Linked DNA regions of Mus musculus: region 2 is linked to region 1. Evidence: chromatin loops called from intact Hi-C (ENCODE). Cell type or tissue: heart. All regions are shown on one strand. Each heading gives the region's core, and the rest is flanking DNA. Links, peaks and the distances in the headings are about the cores only.

Region 1 (10,781 bases), core at 1,308-9,307:
GTCTCATTATTCCAGGACCACAGGCACTACTGGCTGGGACTGGTTCCACCATTTTCAAGATGGCTCTGAGGGACACTGTCATATGTGAGGCTGTACAGTCCCATGTGGGCTCCTGAGATCACCACTGGTCAATCACCTGGACCACACTGGAAGATGTTTAACCTCTCTCTCAACCTATTCCTCATCATAAAGCCTGGGCCCCTGGTGTGTATCACAAGAATGCTAAGGCTTGTTATAGTCCAAGCATGTAACAGTCCCTGCAGGATAGATGTCTGCTTTCAACATGGCCCTCTTCCTGGCCAGCGATATAAAGGTATAACTGCTTGTATAAGAGTTTAGACACACATTCATGTGCATCCCTCAGCTTATCAGAAGGTGACAGTACACAGCAAAGGCTTTAGAAAGAGACCCTGAGGTCTGATTCGCTAGAGCTCAGCCAGAGCCACACTTGGCTCAGGTAACTTCTACCCCAGGCCTCAGGTGAGCATCCTTGGGACTGAGAAGGTCCTGTCAGCGTCCTTAAGTCTTCACTCCGAAGCTTACTTCATCCAGGCCTTGCATGTCCCCGTGGCACTGAGGACTTCTAGGGGCTTTGTTTGAAAATCAGAGGTGCCTGGGGGGAGGGCTGTTATTGCCAAGTACCCACTTGGTGTAGCATCCATCCCATTTCTGAGGCTCTGGAAGTCTTTGAACTTCTTTGAGGACAGAACGGGCAAAGTGCAGCCTTGGGTATCTTGCGTGGGGTGATCCCCCTCAGAGCTGATGAAGAACCCTCATTATACCTCTGTCTTTGGACTAAAAGTGCCCCGTGGTAGTGCTTTTATTAGTGGGCTAATCTTTATTAGACAAATCAATACTAAAGGAAAATTAGAAAGTGATAAAAGAAATGTATGTAATCTTGGGCAATATTGGCTCTCTCTAACATGTTACTTTGAAACAATTTGCGAGCTTGATTCACTTCTTGAATACATCTCGAAAATCTTATCAGCAGTGTTTCTAAGGCTGGATGCATAAAATACCAGCAGATAGATGATAGATGGATTGTCTAACCATATATAATGGATTTTTTTCTGTTACCCACCTTAAAAAACAAAACAAAACAAAAAAAAAACTGGTGGGCGATTTTGAATGTTAAAAATACTTGAATTTAAGAGACAATACTTGATTTTTGTACCAAGAGCCACTAACTTACATAAGAACTCTCAAAGCCACATTTCCATAAAATGTGGTTATTTTACAACTAACTGACTAAGGAAGATTTGAACCTAAGTCAGAGTCACGCTTACCTGTCACTTTCCATAAGATACAGCCGACAGATGCAGGCCAGGCCTCTCCGGGGTTAATGCTGAGTGACAACTGGAAAGGGCAGCGTTATGACTCAGTTTCCTTGGTCCCCAGGGTACCAACCCGGCCACTGTGCTCCTCCCTGGACATGCAGTCATCGGCAATACATCCTTACCCTCAAAGAAAATGTTTTTTTCAGGAACTATAAATAGGAGGTCTAAAATAGATTTTTCTCTCTGAATATAAAATTTCCCTATCCTATGAGCCTTTGACTCATTGTTTAGGGAAGTTGGGCAAATAGACAGGATATTCTTAGTATGTAAAAGTAAATGGTTATCAGCAGGCAGGATTTTAAGAAACTCCTGGGATTTTTTGCCCTGTGGCTTGCACGGTTCTTGTCTCAAACTGGATAAATAAAACGTTATTCTTGTGTTCAGGTTACCAATAAGTGGACTTAAAGTTAACAAAACATTGGTACCCCGAGAGCCTAACTGAATGAGGGAGATACTCAAGGAAGGATAAGACCTTCTGTAAAAGATGGCGTCTCCCCGCCTTGAAAGAATAGAGTGACCAGTGAGCTTAGAGAGGATACTGAGTCTCAAAACACTACTGCCCAGGTGTCTTGAGTTCTGTTTTATATTCTCACCAGCTTCCTGTGAAAAAGCTCCCAGGAAATGTTTCGGAAATGAATATGGTTTGATGAGGTTCTGTGGAGGGAGGTCTGCAACAAGGCTCACTGAGGCCCTAGCAGAACCCCAACCCTCAAAAACCTGAGGCCTCCAAACAAACTCCTCTTGGTTTGCAGCCCAGACAGAGAGAGATTACCAGGTGAGTCCTCCATCCTTGGCAAGCGGTGTTACCCCACCAGCCTGATCAGCAGGCTGGAGCCAACCATCACAGAGATTTCTTTCATGTCTGAGGTCGTGTGAATGTGCCCTGGGCAACCAGTGGGCACATTGTCTATTAAGCAGTACCCCATCTTACACCTCTTTCCCATAGTTTTCTCTGACACCTCCCCCGCCCCCACTGAGTTCAGATAAAATATGGAATGTCCGCCACAGGCACTGAGTTCATCACAAGGGGGCCCTGTGACCCCCCTTAGGCTAAGGCCTCTCCTCCCACTGTTCTGATACTCATTTTCTCTGACTCTGCTCTCCTTCAGCCAACTTCCTAGCAGGGCTTTCCTCAGCTAATCCCCTGGCTTGGTGCCCCTAACTTTTGTTATTAAATGTGTATAAACGGCAAATTCCTTGAGCCTCCCTGGCCTTCCTTCTCGGAGATGTTTCTATCCAAGACCTCTTGTGCAGAGCCAAGTCAGAGCTGCAGCCCTTTAGTATCATATTGTCCAAGGAGGCTGCAGCCCCAGGCTGGGCCCCCCACTTAGAGATGGACAGCTGGGACAACAGGGGGAGACCACACTACGTGTTGGGAACCTTCTGTGCCTCCAAACACCCTTAGAATCTTACACAAAGCAGAACAACCAGACAGATGAATAGAAGAGACTTCCTCCAAATGCTAAGACATGATGTTCCTTTCTGTCTTTCCAGGAAAGGATGAGAGTTCCTAGGGACCACAGACTTTCTAGGACAAAGATGTTTCAACAAGGGAAAGCAGCTAAAGTTGGTGAGGCAGAGAGGTGTTGCCTGCTGTCTGACTTGCTTTGGAGCACACAGTTTCGCCAAGACAAGTCAGGGGCCCAGGGATCAGCGTTTAGTCAGAAATAGTTTAAACAACTCCCCTGAGTTTTGGAGGCTATTTCTGGACTTGAAGGCAAAGGAGAAGAGGGAAACGAATTGAATCCAGACCTAACTGCCTGTAGAGGGGCCCGAATCCCACATAACTAGCAGTTTCATCTCTTTACACCTGCAGTGGAAGAACTCTGGAAGAATTCACTCTCAACAGAGCTGTAACAGCACACTGACAAGGAGACTCTTGAGGCCTTTGCTCAGTACAGTGAAGGCCAGGAAGCCCCAGCACGCCCCTGTGTAACCTATGATCCTGTTCCCAATGCCGTGCCAGGGTTATGCCCTCTCTGAGACCTCAGACAAGTCACCTATCACAGCTACTTTTCTGTTGCTGTGATCCAACACTGTGAGCAGAAGCAAATCAGGGAAGAAAGGGTTTATTCCATCTTAAAGCTTGTAAGTCTATTCAGTCAGGGAAGTCGGGGCAAGAATTCAAGCCAGGAACCTGGATGTAGAAACTGAAGAAGAAACTAAAGAAACTCCCTGGAGGAGTGCTGCTTGTGCACTGGATCCTCGTGGCTTAATCGGCCTGCTTTCTTACAGCACCCAGGACCACCAGTCCAGGAATGACACTGTCTACAGTCAAGATGTACTTTCCTATATCAAATCATCAATATACATATATATGTGTGTGTATATTATATATTTACACACATGTATATATATATGTATATTGCTTGATGATTTGATGTACACACACGCACACACACACATATATAGTTTAAACAACTATATGTGTGTGTGTGTGTGTGTGTATATATATATATATATATATATATATATATATATATATATTCCCCTCCCCCACAGGCCAATCTAGTGTGGTAATTTTCTCAGTTGAGATTCCCTTTCCCTAAATGACTCTACCTCATTTCAAGCTGACATAAGATTGTCCAGGACATCACCTATCTTTTGGCATGGCTTCTATCTTCTTGAGCTAAACAAATTTACTCATTCTGGCCATCCTAGGGGCACAACTGTTAAGATCAAATACATAAGCATTCTTTGGACATTGATCGCTCCGACAACTTAGCCCAGAAGCTAGTCTGCACTTTCAAACTGGGGTAGCCATATGCTGGCCTCCATGTAGTCACTTGTAATATAGAACTTCCGGGGGACAGCCTGGTACCAACCAACGCCAATGCCTGCCATCTTGGGAGCCTCCAAATGTGGCCTTTCATGGCCTCGCCTGTCAGGCTCTTCCTGGTTTAATCTGTTTTATTTGCATGCACAATTACAATACATTTGAAAGACAGAACCTCAGGGTTGAGACCCCACTGTGGGACTGGGCTACAGGCACGCACATCCTCCCTTGGCACTGAGGTTTTGATTCTTGCTGGTGTGTCGTTCCTCTGGGACCCCTCAGGGTGAAAGTCTCAGAGAGCTGTCGAACCTCCCTCTGTTCCTCCAGTGTCCTGGCATGGGGGGCCAGGCCTTCACTGACTTCTAGCACATGAGCAGCTACTATTGATTCCTGGGCCCAGCAGAAGCTGGAGGAGGCTGAGAGGCTAAGGAAGGAATGGGAAAGCAGCTAATAATGCTTTGTCCAGATCCCTGAGTGAGTCCACGTATCCTCTTTCCACTTGCAAGTGTGATTCTCTCACTGTATGCAGCAGCTGCTGGGGCTCTACAGGCTGCCCTTGGGCAATTCTCTCCCAAGGATGAGAAGCCAATGGGGTAAGGGCTGGTGGTCAGGATGCTGTGATGCCCCCTCCCCCTCCCCTCCCCATGCCCCTTCCCTCCTCCTCCCCGCTCCTCACTTTTTCTTCCTTTGGGAACTCTCAGTGCTAAAAACAAAATCTCTGAGAACCATATTTTTCTGGGTTAAAGGTGAAAAATGCAGCATTTCCTCCAAGTGGAAAGCACTCAGCCCGCCAGCTCCGGGCATATGTCCGAGATCCTTCCTCCCACTTGGAGAGGTGGGGAAGGGAGGAGGGGAAGAGCTGTCGGAAAGCAGAGGAGGGGAATCGGAAGGAAAGGACCATTGCTGTGGACCTGGGGGCAGTTGGTGTGTGGAAACCAGGCGGCCTGTTTGTGTTGGAGCAGCTCAAGGCCTAAATGGTGCTGACCAGGAAGTGAAAGGCAGGCAAGAAAACAGAGAACAGGGAGCGGGTCAGAGCTGTGACCAACAAGCTTGACAGAGGGCTCTGGGAGCAGTGCAGGGACAAAGACAACCCCATCGACTTGTCTCAGGGAGATCTAGGTGGGCCTAGAGAACTCAAGGTTATTAAAGTTGACTTTAATAGAAAAAGCTCTCTGTTCCCATCATCCCCTCGGAGAGCATGTGGAAGTCTCCCGGGAGTTTTCTCAGATTCAGATAAGGGGGCTTTTCAGGAACTGATGATGCTCACAGAACCCTTTCTCCTCAGATGAGATTACAGGGACCCCCAGTTCCCTGACCACTCCCTGAACCTTCTTCCCAGCCCGAAACCCAGACAGACTTCTCAACCTGTCTCTCACCACAGCAGACACACGAAACCAGGCCTTAGGTCCTGTTCCCTTCTAGTTCCTTCTCAGAAAAGCACAGCTACCATAGATCAGGCCAGTACTACTTGCATTGAGCCTGGCCTGTCTCTCATAGCCTCATGTAGATCGATTCTCATCCGCCCCAATATTTCTGCAGAAGACAGTGGTCATGGGGGCAGGGGGCACCTTACCTCTATGGCACGTCTTTCAATAACATGATCTGTTAGGGTGGACTGACTGACTCATTAATGGTCCTGATTTTTTTTCACCCTTTCTTGTATCCATGGTAACTCCCTTAGTAGGTCCTCTCATTATCGAGAGTCCCCTCTTTGCTATTGAAGAGAATCTTTTTCTTTGTTCCTCAATTCTGTAGATGTCGCAGGGATGCAGGGGAAATAGGGCATCAACGCAGTGCTGAACCGAGGACTAGTGCAGGAGCCTGGCACTGTTCTCTAGTGCTCCAGCTCTCCTCCTCTGTCATGAGACAGGCGTGCCAGAACTAGCCAGTTGGGCTCAGCAGGATGAGGGGTACATGGAGCAGAGCCAAGCTACCTTCCCATCTCAGTCACTCTGCATATGGGAACCTCCAGCAAAGACCGGGAGAACTACCGTGTCAAGACCACCAACGCCGGTAGAGCCTCTAAGATGGCTACTCAAGGCACAGGAGCGACCGCCGGCACGGGTGAGGTGTGGGTGTTAGTTAGGCCGTCCTTATTGTGGCAAGAGATAATGGCTACACTTAGAGATGAAAGCAGCCCATTACAAAGTCCAGGCTGAGCTCTTCCCAGATCTCCTGCCCATTTGCACAGAGTGAGGTCTAATCCCTCAGCTAGAGGTTAAAGACTTAAGCCTCGTAATTACATCTGCTATAAACTCATTCCACAGCGCCTGGGCTCTGTCCACAGAAAGGAGGCAGAGTCGTGATCCTCTCTTACTTCCCACTCAGACTCTGAAGCTTCTTGCCCTCTGGGTCCTTCTACTTCACCCCTTTTGCACCTGTCGCACCCCTTCCCACCTGCATTCCATGACCGTGCCACTGTCCCCACCTCCCCTTAACCCCATGTGCTTCCTTCCCACCCAGACACGGCTTCAGAATCAACACGCACTCCCAGGCCCTCGTCCCTGGGTCACTGCGCTTCCCCGGGATAACACTTGCGTAGATCAACAACTGGTCTGCAGGACAATTCTCTGGCCTCCATTCAGCTGGATATTTTGCTAAAATCACAATGATTATCTTTTTTCCAGAGGCGATCTGTTCAAAATGTGCTACAAAAACAACTCTTATTTTATCATAGGAAGTACTGGCCCTGGGAGCCTCCAGGAGAAGGTGTTGGGGTGAGGGGTGACTGGGAGGTAGTGGGGCTCACACTCTACCCCATGCCTCTTTTTCAGACTGCCGGGTGGCATGGGCAGGACAGGGCGACCACTGGGTCTGTTATGATTACTAAGATTCCTTGCCAAACAGGCTCCTAAACGTAAGAGGCAGAAGGCTGGAGTGTGGGGCAAACCTCTCTGGTTTATTTAGCCATCTCTTAGACGTCTTAATATGCCTAAAAACTGTGCTCTGCACAAAGCTCAAGTCTCTGCTGAATGGATGCTGCACAAACAAGAATAGAGTCGTGCCTGAGACTAATTATAGGCTCTTCCAGGAGCTGGATCGTATTTCCTTCCACTTAGAGGGGCAACATTCATCTCACCTTTCCCTTAGTAAGTCCTTGTGGGGACCAGCCAGGGAGCCAGCTGTCTGCAGTCATGTGTATGCATAGCACAGGGCACAGCTGAACCATGGTACAGAAGAAGAAAGCACCCTTCTCTGTCGGACCCAGATCCTCAGACCCTGCTGAGGACATGGCCCTAGGTCCCACACAACATCCGACTCTCTAGTAACCTTGTTGTCCCTTTGCAGATGTGGCCTCTGCAGGATCAGTCACACCTTCACAAATGACTGAATGAGTTCTTCCTCTTTCCCTTATTCATATTTATTACACACTTTCCCTCTCTTAAAATAACAACGGTAATGACCCACCTCGGTGATACATTCCTTTTAATCTCTCCACTTTTGGACAGCATCATATTCATCCACTTGAACCGTCAGCATATACTAAAAGAGAATGGTCCCTTCTCCCAATGGCCCACCCTAGTCACTTGCTACCGCTCCCCTGACACTACAAATGGCCTGATCACATCTCCATTGTGAGAAAGCTATTAGGAAGGTGTTTCGTAATTAGGATCAACCACTAACTTTCAAAAAGCACACCATGGGTGTGGACAGACTGCAGCTATAAAAAATAGTCACATACAAAAAGTACAGCTACAAAATCAGGGGGCCCGCTTTCTTCGATCTGCATCATTAAAAAAAGAGAGAATATTTGCATTAGAGGAAAGCTTGGGGGAAGGATGCCACAGTCTGATTATTATTCTATGTTTAATTTACCCCCAACATTTATTTCCATGGACTAGTCAGAGCACATTGAGTCAGCCAGCAGGGCATGGAAGGGGTTAATCTACACAATCCATAGACCGAGATTGGAAGTATGAAGTTCAGGGTTGCCCAGTCTTCCTGCTAGTGTCATAAGTCAGGGAAGAGCAGAAATATTTTAATACTATTTGGAGGGGTGGTCTCTCTGTCTCTCTGTCTCTCTGTCTTGTCTCTCTCTCTCTCTTGCTCTTTCACTCTTTCTCATCCAGTCTGGCTCTCACTCTTGTTAACACAACAGAGCCATTGAGCTACAGCAGAGAGTTCCCAGAGCTTGCACTGACGTATCATCTCTCTCAGACTCTATACGTTGAACAACAAAGTCCAATGCTTCCTAACCACAGTAGTCCATTGGGTTCGGTTCACAGGGCGTTAGCAGAGAAGGCCACCCAGGGCCTTCAGTCTTGGCTCTCACCAGGGTGTACTTTGTCCTCCTCAGAGAAAGTAAACACACCTGATTTCAAGACCTCTGAGTGCAGCATCAGGCAGGGTCTCCGGGCCTCTGTGATTGCAGGATAGAGGCTATGTCCCTTGGGCAAGGTCAGCTGGTGTTACTTAGCCCCACAAGTGTTGATGTTCTTCCCATCCACGGCGTCTTCCACGAGGGAAATGTGGTAATCGGTGGACAGTGTGAAATGGGAGATGCAGCCCACAAGGCCTCGCAGGTATTGTCTGTTCGTGTGCAGAGCGATTTCCTTCATTCCACCTGCAAGGAGGCAAAGAGGGGGAGAGAGAATGAACCAAGAAGAGGAGTCACCTGTTGGAGATCCTTTATGGTCTGCTTGAGTGTCCCCTGGCTAGAGACAGGGGGTCGAGTACATCACACACAGTTGATGGATTTTGATCAGTTTGACTCTACCTCCGCAGGCTACAAAGGCTGATCTCAGGTGTGATTTCTGGCTCAGCCGACAACCTTAAAACCAAATAGTTCTCCAACAGATTTTTAAATGTTGCGTGATGTCAACAATAAGAAAACACAAAAGGTGCCAATTCATGCCCTTTTTGTTTTGTCTGTGTAGTAGATTATTAGCCATTTATAGGAATCCTATTCATTCTATTCTGAGAGAGGACACACACAGCTGGATCCTCCTTCCTCAGAGAGAATTCATGTGGTTATATTTAGAAAGTTCCTAGTCTATAAACACACACACACACAAAAGTGTGGGGTTTTTTTTCCTGATGGATCACTCCAGAGCACAAAAGCAATGTGAGTGAGTCCCTTCCTGCCACCTCAGCCATGAGTCAGAAGTTCAGAACATGGAAGAATGGACGATTTGGACGGCTTCCTGATTCCCAGGTATATGACTGACCCTGTGGAGTAGACAGCCCCGGGACAACAAATAAAGCTCTAATGAGGGAAAGGAGGAAAGGCCTGACAGATTAAGCTTCGGTCAAGGTCACTTACCCACGTACAGAGCACCGTTGATGTTAAGCTGCCGCATCAAGCCCGGTGACTTGCCTGTTCTGGCTCCGTAGTCATCCACTGTAATCTTCCCGGACTGGCCATCCCTGCAAAGCAAAGGAAACCGAAACCCGACAAGAGAAACTATTATCGTTGGAGTTTATGCAATCATTTTGGTTTAGAGGGATGAAAGTACCCAGTATGTGCCTAGTAATGAGGTTGTCAAAAAAATAAATAAATAAATAAAACAAACCCAAAAACAAAAAAACCTAAAAAAACCAAAAAACCAAAACCCACAAAATGCCAGCTTTTATAGTTCCCTCAGAAGTGGGACCAACCTGAGCTCGTTCCCTGATACCATCTTTTCATTCACCGAGTTTTCAAGAATTTCTTCCTGCTATGTCCTCTATAGTTTAGAAATAATTTTTACACCCTTGTACCTGGATGCTATGATGGGCAGTGGCCTTCACAATTTGTCTTGTTTGCACGCCACCCTCTCCCCATTATTCTAAACAATTCCCACTTACTTCATCTCATCAACTATGAGCATATTTTCATTTTTTATATTTCTGATATGAAGATATAATATACTTCATTGTCTTTATTATTCATTGTTGCATCTTAGAGGAATGCAAGACCACCAAGGAAAGGAGTTGGTTTTCCTCAATGGCGTGTCTTGGGCATCTTAAATAGTGTATGGTTCGACATAACAGAAGGATGAGCAAATGAATCTGTAAAGCCTAACATCCATACAGAAAATGGTAATAACTAAGGTCAACTTCCAAGGCTATTGTGCAGACCATCTGTTATACATGCAAAGCACAGTGCCTGACACACACCTTACTCTATTGAGGTTGACCGGCGGGGCATGTTGCTGTGGTTATCTACATATTATCATATGATTGTTTTTATGCACAAAAATGAGAAAAAATTGCAGATCTTAAATTTCTGTGAATATGAAATGTTAAAAAGCACAGTGTCTAAATTATCTGGGACAAGTTTCTGGATAGATGAGTTATTTCCTCTGCTCTATTAGGAGTCATGCTTGCAAGACCAGAATCATTCAAAGCAAGACGGTGTACAAAGCAGAACCCACCTCCTTTTAGAGATTCCCTCTCTTGTTTATTTTACTATCTCTGATCTGGTGCCATCCATAGAGAATTAAGATCAACCCAGTCCTTCTTGTCATATGTGATAGCTGTAGCCTTGATCCACCCAGTTCCTACTAGGCCTGCCTGCTCACACCTCACGGAGTATGAGTCGATACTCCAACCCATCCAGCTCCTGGCTGCATCTCCTCTTCAGCCCTTGCTGTCACCCAAGACACACTAGACATGCGATTGATAGCGTCTCTAGGAGGGGCTATGTCTCTTCAGCTTGGCACATGCCAAGCTTGATGTTTTGGCCT
Region 2 (9,390 bases), core at 1,391-9,390, 51 kb before region 1:
AGGAAGACCAGTCCAGGCTCTGACACACCAGGCTCTGACACACCAGGCTCTGACACACTCAAGTTCTGTGAGCTGGATGAGGAGGATATGACCCGTTCTGAGGAGTGGGGATGTTCATGGTTGTTTTGAATGTAAGCTTTTTCCGTGTTAATAACATAGGAATGTTTGGGTTACTTATTTCCTTATTTTTCTTAATCTTATGTCTGTGTTAATGTACACAGGTGTGCACACATGAGTATGCATGCGGAGGTCAGAGGTCAACCTCTGGCTCTGTTCTTCAGGGGCTGTCTGCCTTGCATTTTGAAGCAATGCCTGTCTCTCAGTTAGACCCGATGCTCTCAGATGTCCAGGAGTCCTAGTGTATCTGCCTGTCTGGCACTGAGAATGTAAGAAGGCCTCACCATGCCCAGCTGGTTGGCATGGGTGGCAGGAATTGAACTCAGGGCCTCGTACTTGCATGACACATACTTTACCTACTGAGCCATCTCCCTAGCCAGGTAATTTAATCATAGAATGTTTTGCTCTTGTAATCAGTGCAAGTTCATTTGTTTGGTAGTGCTAGTGTTGGTGTATATAGTTAGTTCCACTGTCCTACTCCCAGGGACCTAGCAGTTGCTTATGTCAGTGCCTGCTGCCAGGTGTACTGCAGACCTCCCACCATCTCAGCTCGCTCTCTCTGTTCTTCTCCACGCTTGGCCCCTCTCTCTCCTCCTCTGCCCCCTCTGCCAGTTCTCATGGCTCTGCTCCTTGTCTGCCTGTCTTCCTGCTCCCAATCTGCGTGCCTCTGTTCCTTCCCCAGGTCCTCACTTCTCTCCCTTCTCCCAATAAACCCCTTTTACACCAGATCTGTTGCATAGGGTACATTTCTCAGAGGGGTACACCTGGCATGGGCCCACCAAAGGTATCCCCCTCGCCACATTATTTCATAACAGATACAGTAATATTCATTGAGATACTTGCATGCCAGTCACTCAAACAGCCTGGCTGAAGTTTGAGGGTGGGGAGTGTGGCACTTCCAGCCCTGACAGGTGGGAAGTATTGGAGGCACTGAATGGGAGACACTGCAAGGAACAGCCCATAGGAACTAGGTTTGGGGGAGGCACTGAGACCAATTGGAGTGTGTCCTGTTTAGGGAGCTATTGTGGTCTGGAGGAGGCCCATAGTCAACCATCCAGAAGCGCCTTGTTCACCACAGGAAACCAGCTGTAGGTAGAGACCACTGGCAATCTTTAAAGTGTTTTTGAGAACATTCTTATTTTGATATTCTGGAGTGTATAATGGATAGGCTTTTGAATTAACAAAAAAGGCCTCAACAGAATGAAAATTAGCCAACCTGACATGAAAGATCTTGAAAAACCAAAAATCTTGATGACGTATGCACTGAAAACAGTTCCTTGGAAATTGTGATAAATTGAGACAAAAAAGAAACAAAAATAATCTATTTAAATTGTATTAACATGTTCTCTGGGAGACTGAATATCCTACAGTATCCATTCACAGTGGTGGGTGCCTTTAAAATAACAAAGGTTACATTGTCCCAGGACGTCTGCAGAGTGCTGATTAAAGTCTGATGCAGTGGACTCCTTAAGCACTCTCATGCCCAGAGTATTTTACTCATGTTTTCACAGTGTCCTAGTCAAAAGACGAACTTAACCATCTGAAATTGCCAAGTCAAACCAAGTTAATAGCTATTTATGACCTAGATGGTCAAAACTGATTGGAGAAGTCCACACGTGTTACCTCAGAAGGAAAAATAATGACCCTATTTCATTCCCCCAAGGCCACGATGACTGAGGTGGCATGTGAACCTACTGGGCACCACACGGTTTCTCAGACTTTGGAAACAGATCTCACACCACCCTCTTTTCCATGGGCATGCAGATCTTTGGGGATGATCCTTGTGGTTTATTCCGTCAGTCACCAAAGTGACACTGTCACTGAAGGACATCTGACACGACCGAATATGGAAGCCGAGTAGTATTGGGCCAAGGCTTTCGGAAGCATTGAGTACATTACCGCTTTTCCAGAGAGTCTGCAAGCCCCCCGCGATAACCCTGGCAGTTTGCTTTGGTGCCTGGCCTCCGCGCATGCGCAGGAACCACCTCTCAAACTTCCGTTCCATGTGCGGGCAACACTTGGGATATGATCCGGCCTAATGATGAGAGCAGTGAGTGGGCCTGTCATGATGCTTAATGGGCCAGACACTACACCGCTCTGGGAGAGATGCGACTGTGCATGCAAGCATCACTACGTCCCTTTCTGTAAAGACTCCACCGTGACAATGAGCACATCATTCCTCCTGCCAGATTTTTGGTACAAAGGTCTGAGGAGGTTACAGAAGTGGACGCAGAGGAATCTGCCTAGAAAGGAACAGGCAGACGGCAGTGGAGAGATGGCACAATGGCTTAGAGTTCCCCTTCTTATGCAGCCTGGAAGGAGATCCCTGCTGGACATGGGGTGCAGTTTAGAGTCCCCTCTCCTCCCCCTCCTCCCCTTCTCCCCCCCCCCACGTCCTCCATCTCTTGCCTTCCATTCTCCCTGCTTCATTTTCATAAGCCTTGTTCTTCACAATCTTCCAAAGAACGAACAACAAGGGATGTACCTTTTGCAGTCTCACAGGTCTTGATAACTGAATGCCCTTTGTCTTCTCAGTCGATCGTTCAGTGTCTTCATCAAGTCTGAAAACAATTACTTAATATTTCGAAAAGCATTCCTTCTAAGTTTCCGGTGTTAAGAAGCTGGGTGTGCATTGCCCACTAAAGAATATTAGTGAGGACCTGCTCAGGTGTCCTGCGCAGCATCACCCCAGCTGTGGGGATGGTACTGTGAGTCCCTGCGGTGCAGGCTGGGGTATGTGTACAGATGCACTTGGCGAGTTCCCCAGAGTCGTGCCTCTGGACAGCTGGTAACCTCCCATTGCTTCGGTGCCTTGTGACCTCTATGACCGGCTTGTGCTTCTCTGCTTTCCAGTGGGTTCTCCTGTGAATCACAACGATGGGCTATCTCACTGAGGTGGAGCTGGGAGATGCTCTGGGCAGCAGGCTCCCTGGCTGGGGCAGAGCAGGTGTTCAGATGCTTCCAATAGCACCAGGGTTAAGGGCCTGTATGCCCAAGGCTCACCTGATGCCAGCGAGGTACGGGAACACTCCGATCCCATTAGGTCCTCCTCTATCCAGCTTCCTCTCTCCCCAACCCTCTCCCAAAAACAAATAGGAAAACCAGAAATGGACTAAACACAGTCTATCAGGACCATAGCTTCTGGCTTAAGCTTGACTTTTCTCAGCTTACTTTTTTGGGTTAGCCTCAGCAGAGAGTCCAGAACCTCATGGACCTGGACCCAGACTCTGCGGTGCTGAGTACAAATCAAGGCAGATTGTACGCGCAGATGTACCATTTCCCCGGAAGGAGCTCAAGACTTCCAGGCACATTGTGGACAGATGAGTGCCCTGCCACGTGGGGCAGGCTCCATCCAGCCCTGCCCTGGGCTTCAAGATACCTGACCGTGTCAGACTGTTCATTGAGGACAACGCCGGACTTTCTTCTTTCCATGTAACAGTTGGATAAGTCTATTCTATATAATAACTCGTCTTCAACAGGAGGGCTTAAGAACATTTTAAAATCTTTTAAGATAATTAAACATAGGAAATAATCTTGCAAGGTATGGAGTCTGAAGGTGCTGTTTGCTTGGAGTCTGGAATACCTAAAAAAAAAAAAAGTCTAAGAATTCCATAAGAAATCCCTGATTCCTGTGGAATCTTGAAGAATCTGATGACTTTAGCAAAACATACCCTCTGGCCACCTCCTTTAACTTGCTGGGGACTATGGGCCCCACCTGCCATATGCTATTTGCTTTGGCCACCAGATATTTGTAGTAGCTCTGTGGCTGCTTCAAGAGATAGCATCGGGGCTGAGGAATGGTGGGATGTCAGAACATGGGTCACAGAATAAGTCCTAATAGTGGTGGGCTCTGCCAGAAGTGGGAAGAGAGATGTTTCTTAACATCATTTTTATCCGCGAAGTGCATTGGAAGGCTCTAGCCATGTTGTTGTTCTGACCCTGGAATGAGCTCATTGAAAGTCCAGGCTGGGAGAGAAGTTGAGTGTGCTATTAAGTGACGCTTCCCCAAATGACCTGATCCTGGTGGTCTATGTAAGCATTAAGACAAAGCACCGCCTTCCGCATTAGCCTGCCCATCTTAAGTTGAGCAGGGCTTTCTGACACCACGTTGGCTTCTCTCTGCTGGATCCCCTAACCCTAATGCACTGTGCTCTCTACCTGTGCTAGGGCTGCAACAGCCAGCCAGCCACCCAACGTTCTGCACTGCCTGTTCCTGCTGTCTGCAATAGGGCCTCGCATTCAGAGTCTGCTGGGGCCAGTAAACAGAACTTGCCTCTGGGCTACACTGGTGGAGGCTGAAGCCAGAGGGATTAAGTGATTTGCCTTCAGTCACACTGCTAATTAGTAATGGAGCCAAGATTAGAGTCCCTGTCTGGCAGCACCTGGTCCTGAGCCCTTCCTTGGCCACCTCCTCCCAGTCCCTCTCATCCTTGCTTCCTGGCATTGCAATGGAACCCGAGTTTCCCTTCTAAAATAACCTTAAGCTGCTAGTGAGGCATTCTTTCAACATATGTTTAGCCAGTTGGTGGGTAGGTATAGTTTGTGATTATTCGAGCCATTCTGCACAGCTGGGTAATACTGTAACCTCAGCAGCAGGCACCGAGGACATTCCAGGAATACATTTCCACGCTAATAAGTGGACTCGGTGACATTGGAGTTGTCCAGAACTTGTTCACTCATCTAGAACATAACGGAACGCTCTAGAAGTGCATGCTTGTGGGCTATAATGGCATAAGGTACCTGAGGTTCATTTTTGTGCTTTTCATGGTATTTAACAACAGTCAAGAAGAGAGTGTTCCTTGTTCTGCCAGTGACAAGTGTATTCCCCTGGGCTTTAGCTACTGAGATGTTGGATCTCTTTTTATCAAGTCTCCATCTCTCATCCACTTCCTATTTTTGTTTCATGGTTAGTCAGTATTTCCTATTTTTAAAGGGAGGTGGGGGGATCTCTCAGTGGTTAAGAGCATCTTCCGGTCTTGTAGAGAATCTGGGTTCCCATCCCAGCACCCACTGTGATGCAGCTTAAGACTGCGTGCACCTGTAACTCCTGGAGTTCTGACTACCTCTCCTGGCATCCTCAGGTAGCTGTATGCATGTGAAGATAGGGGAACACACACCCATGCACATATATGCTTGCACTTGTGCACACACATGAACACATATGTGCACGTGCACACACACACACACACACACACACGCACTAAATCTTTTAAACTGTAACATCACCCAGTAGACTTCCCTTTGTAGAGCTCTTTTTGTTTCCAGTTACTCCATTCATGGCACGTCTGTCTTGTTCTTATGGCTGTCCCCTTTGCTTATAGGAAACTTTGTGAAGTTTTGGGCTTTTCTCTTCTATTAACTTTCTAATAAAAAAATCCATGCACACAAACGACATCACACACTGAAACTAAGCAGCCCTAAGCTTTATACATCTCAGTGAACATCTGTGTAGTTCTCTGTACCCTACTGTAGAAATATTTGCATCATCACGTTGCTGCTTTATTCACTGTAGCAAAAAAATGATAATCAACCTAGTTGTCCATCAACAGTTGAATTAATAAGGAAAATTTGGGGTGTGTGTGTATGATGGAATACTGTTCAGCTCTAAAGCAATGTAATCTTAAGAACTTGCTATTTTCCATGTTGGTCTTGTTCTGGGAGTAATTTTCATTTTCTTGTTCATGCCGAGTCTCCCTCACAATTTAGACAACCTTCATATGTTTTGTGGTCCTTGGTTCTCTGTGCAGTGTAAAGGTAGGCACTGTAAGGTCTGACAAGATGTCAGTGCACCGGAAAGCTTTGTTAGCTATGAGAGTGGCTGTGGGGCTGTGGGAAGGAATGTAGTTATTCCAGGGGCTTTGAGTTCAGTAGCGGAACCACCTGTGTCTGTGTGAGCTCCTTGGTTCTCCCTGGACAAGGTTTTAGGCTCTGTAGAAAGAGGCCTCTCTTTGCAGTGTGGAGTGGAATCACTTCGCTACAGATTGTCTGGGGTCCCGTGGAGTATACTTGGGACCACACACTAAGCGAGAGATCTAGGCTTCAGTCTCAATCTATGTTAACATCCACCAGTACATTGAGTGGCTTTTCCTCTATTAGCAGATTGGGGTAGAGTGGATGCACACGTGTTCAGCTATCGTCTCAAATGGGAAGCCCGATGTTGGACTGTTGACCGTGGCAGCCACCCAAAAGCAGCATCTCTGCGCAGCTTTGGATGTTTGAGAGCCAGAGGAGCAGAGTTTGGCTTCTCCACTCAGCAGTGTGCAGCATGTCTCTGTGTGTGTCCTGCCACAACTGCCTCTGGTGTTGCGCACCTCGGGTGAACTGTGTCTTCTGGGCCATCTGAACAGCATCTGTGTTCATCCTCTCTCACCTAGGGCTGACTGAACAGCAAGGACAATGGCAGCTTACTCATGGTGGAGACAGCCATCGTGGATGGTAGACAATAAAAGATCGAGGATGACTCCAAACCTGCCATGGCTCCTGTCAGCTCTGACCCTCCTGCATCTGACGATGCATGCAAACGGTCTGAAGAGAGGTAAGTGAGCCTCAAAGCAAACGGCAAGCTGGTTGGCATGCGACCGTAGAGTAGTCCTGTTTCTCTGCTGACCTCTTCAGGGTACTGCTTAAAGTCCAGTTCTCTGCATTCTTTTTCTCCTGTGTATTTCTAGTTTCTTTTTAAAAGCCCCTTTATTAAAGGGCAATCAAAATATTCCTTTACTCTATACAAATAATAAAGCATAATTCTCATACAATGCTGTCCATTCCTTAAGGATACAGTTCTCTGAGTTTTGACAATGCACATTTGCTAACCACAGGCACTATCAAGATCTGGCTCTGTTCCAGAACACAGAAAATGCCCACTGTGTCCCTGTCGCCAGCTCTTTCCGCCCCGCCCCGCCCAGCCAGCCATGCTGTGGTCTGTCTCAAATGTGTTTTAAGAATACTTTCTAAATGGAATCGAAAATTCTTTCCTGTGTCTCCTGTGTCTTATTTTGAAACTTGAAGAATGTTTCTGCAGATACGGCCTGGCTTATTTCTGCGAGGGATGTCTTCCCTCTGCCCATTGGCCTTGTCTTCACGTTATTTACACAATTAAGCAGACTGCTCCCCCCCCCAAGATTATTGAGTAAATAACTTGATTGTGATTAACTGCTAGTTTCTCATGCGAGCATTTCTAAGGCGTTTCTGCTTTTTTGTCTTATATGAACTTATATTTTATGGCGACTGTGAATATCATGTCTGTAATTCATGTGTGAAGCATGAATAATTATAAGCTTTTCCTATTTGGGGTCGGGGTTAGGGTTAGCTTTTTCATAGACATTACAGAGCATAAGATGATTTCTAGTTTCCTCCTTCCCCCTTTTGCTCTTCTTCCCTTTCTCTTGTTCCTCTTTCTGACTGTCCCTCTCCCTCTCTTCCCCCCCCCCTCTCCTTTTCCCTACCCTTTCCCATCCTCTATGTTCTCTTCCTTTCTCTTCCGTATTCCAGGGTGACTGTTTTTTTTTTCTCCCCGAGTCAGGGTTTCTCTGTATAGCCCTGGCTGTCCTGGAACTCGCTTTGTAGACCAGGCTGGCCTCAAACTCAGAAATCCGCCTGCCTCTGCCTCCCGCGTGCTGGGATTAAAGGCATGTGCTACCATGCCTGACTTTTCATTGTGCTGTTCTTACACACGTGCCTTCCATAATGTGACGTCACAGCACTCTGAGTTGATCTGAGTTGCTTCTTCCCCCATTGTTAAAGCCGTACATACAAGACTATTTTCTGTAGGTCAGTGTGAGTTCATTGCGTTTGAAGGTAATGGGCTTTGCAGTAATGAAGAGATTGATTGTAGGTTCCCGTGGAGCTGCGGTCTGGTGTAAGGAGTGCAGCAGCCGAGCTAGGTGGGTTTGTAGGTGTGCGGTAGACCTTGAGGCTTTCTGGAATAATCTTTTCCTTAGAGGTGTTTGCTTGTAGTGTAAAGTCGTGGGTATTATTCCACTACCCCATTATAGTTGGCTTTTTAATTAAAAAAACAACAACATATTCTCACCCCCCCCCCTTTCTTAATTGATTGCAGTTCTTTGTCTAGGTGTGAGGCCTATTGAGTGTTCCCCCATGCTAACATATCTATTGGTATCTTCCTTGTTCAGGTATTGCATAGGCAGACCTCCTGGCTATGGCCTCCGACATTTCCAAGAGACACCATCCCACAGCACATTCCCTGTTCCTCTGGCTTTTACAGTCTTCCCACTTTCTTTTCCCAGTGATCCCCTGAGCCTAGGTTGTGTGTAGACAGGAATTACATTATAGACATATATAATGGCTCTGGTCTCTGGTCTTCAGAGTTCTTCACTTGGATCTATTGCAATTTTATGCAGTGGTCACTGCCACAAAGAGAAGGTTCCTTGATGAGGGATGAGGAACAACACTTACCCGTGGGCATAAGGACAAATATTTAGAGTGCAGTTAGGGGTTGTAGTGGCTTAGTGAAGTGGTAGTTGTAGATTCCCCTATGGTATCCATGACTTCGGTAGCCCCAGGGAGTTGGTTAGATTCCCAGTGGCAGACATGACTTCTCTCACTCTTGTTGAGTGGGTCTGAAGACAAGAAAGCCGCTGGTTACTGCCAAGATAGGAGAGAGTGGGAGAAATAGTTATTCCCAGGGAGGAGCTTACCAGTCGGTAACTAGGAGCAATGGTCAGGCCTGAAAGCTACATAACAGTAACAGTATGTGGACTACACAGGCTATAGTTTAAGTATTCAAGAATACATATGTATACATGTATATGCACGCACACACACACACACACAAGCATATACGTATGTAGACATATACACACATGTATGTGTACTAACAATTAACAACAATTGAAGAGAGAAAGGCTATGAATTTGAAAGAGAGCAAGGGAGTATACATGGGAATTTAAAGGGCAGAAAGAGAAAGTGATATGGCTGTATTATAATCTTAAGATACTTAGAAAAATATTTTTTTAAAAACCCTCAAAAAGTAGGCAAAGCACCGGTGAAGTAGTATCTGATGACTGAGACCTTTCTTCCTAGAGAGTGGCCTTCTGGAGGCCCAGGACTTGTCTCTCCACTGAGACCCCAGAGAGCCACACGCATGCTCTGTGTCATGTATGTACATGTTGCTTTTCCTTCTTTAGGGGTACAAGACTTGAAATGCACAACCAACAACATGCGAGTGTGGGACTGCACGTGGCCAGCTCCCCTCGGGGTCAGCCCTGGAACTGTTAAAGATATTTGCATTAAAGACAGGTAAGGACATCCGGGGTG

The links. Hi-C counts contacts between places; a loop is a spot of excess contacts. Peaks named below come from ENCODE experiments on the same cell type or tissue, not always from the same donor. Only the 100,000 strongest peaks of a DNase experiment are listed, where the experiment ranks them.
Region 2: a loop joins it to region 1, with 2.6 times the contacts of the local background. A loop is called at or near these places in 4 of 42 quality-filtered maps.

The regions. Positions count from the first base shown.
Region 1 is chr15:7,199,126-7,209,906 of GRCm38, forward strand. It overlaps Egflam (EGF-like, fibronectin type III and laminin G domains), which reads right to left. Exons shown (of 22, transcript NM_178748.6): 21 at 9,377-9,480; 22 at 6,995-8,677. The coding sequence ends at 8,523. Among named protein-coding and RNA genes, the nearest start is that of Lifr, 75 kb to the left of the region's middle. In heart, for the core only: no CTCF peak of the experiment used is centred there; DNase peaks (open chromatin) are centred at 2,566, 4,996, 6,636 and 7,236; H3K27ac peaks cover 4,761 bases.
Region 2 is chr15:7,147,896-7,157,285 of GRCm38, forward strand. It overlaps Lifr (LIF receptor alpha), which reads left to right. Exons shown (of 20, transcript NM_001358593.1): 2 at 6,492-6,652; 3 at 9,261-9,372. The coding sequence starts at 6,514. Among named protein-coding and RNA genes, the nearest start is that of Lifr, 23 kb to the left of the region's middle. In heart, for the core only: no CTCF peak of the experiment used is centred there; DNase peaks (open chromatin) are centred at 2,906, 4,436, 6,306 and 7,006.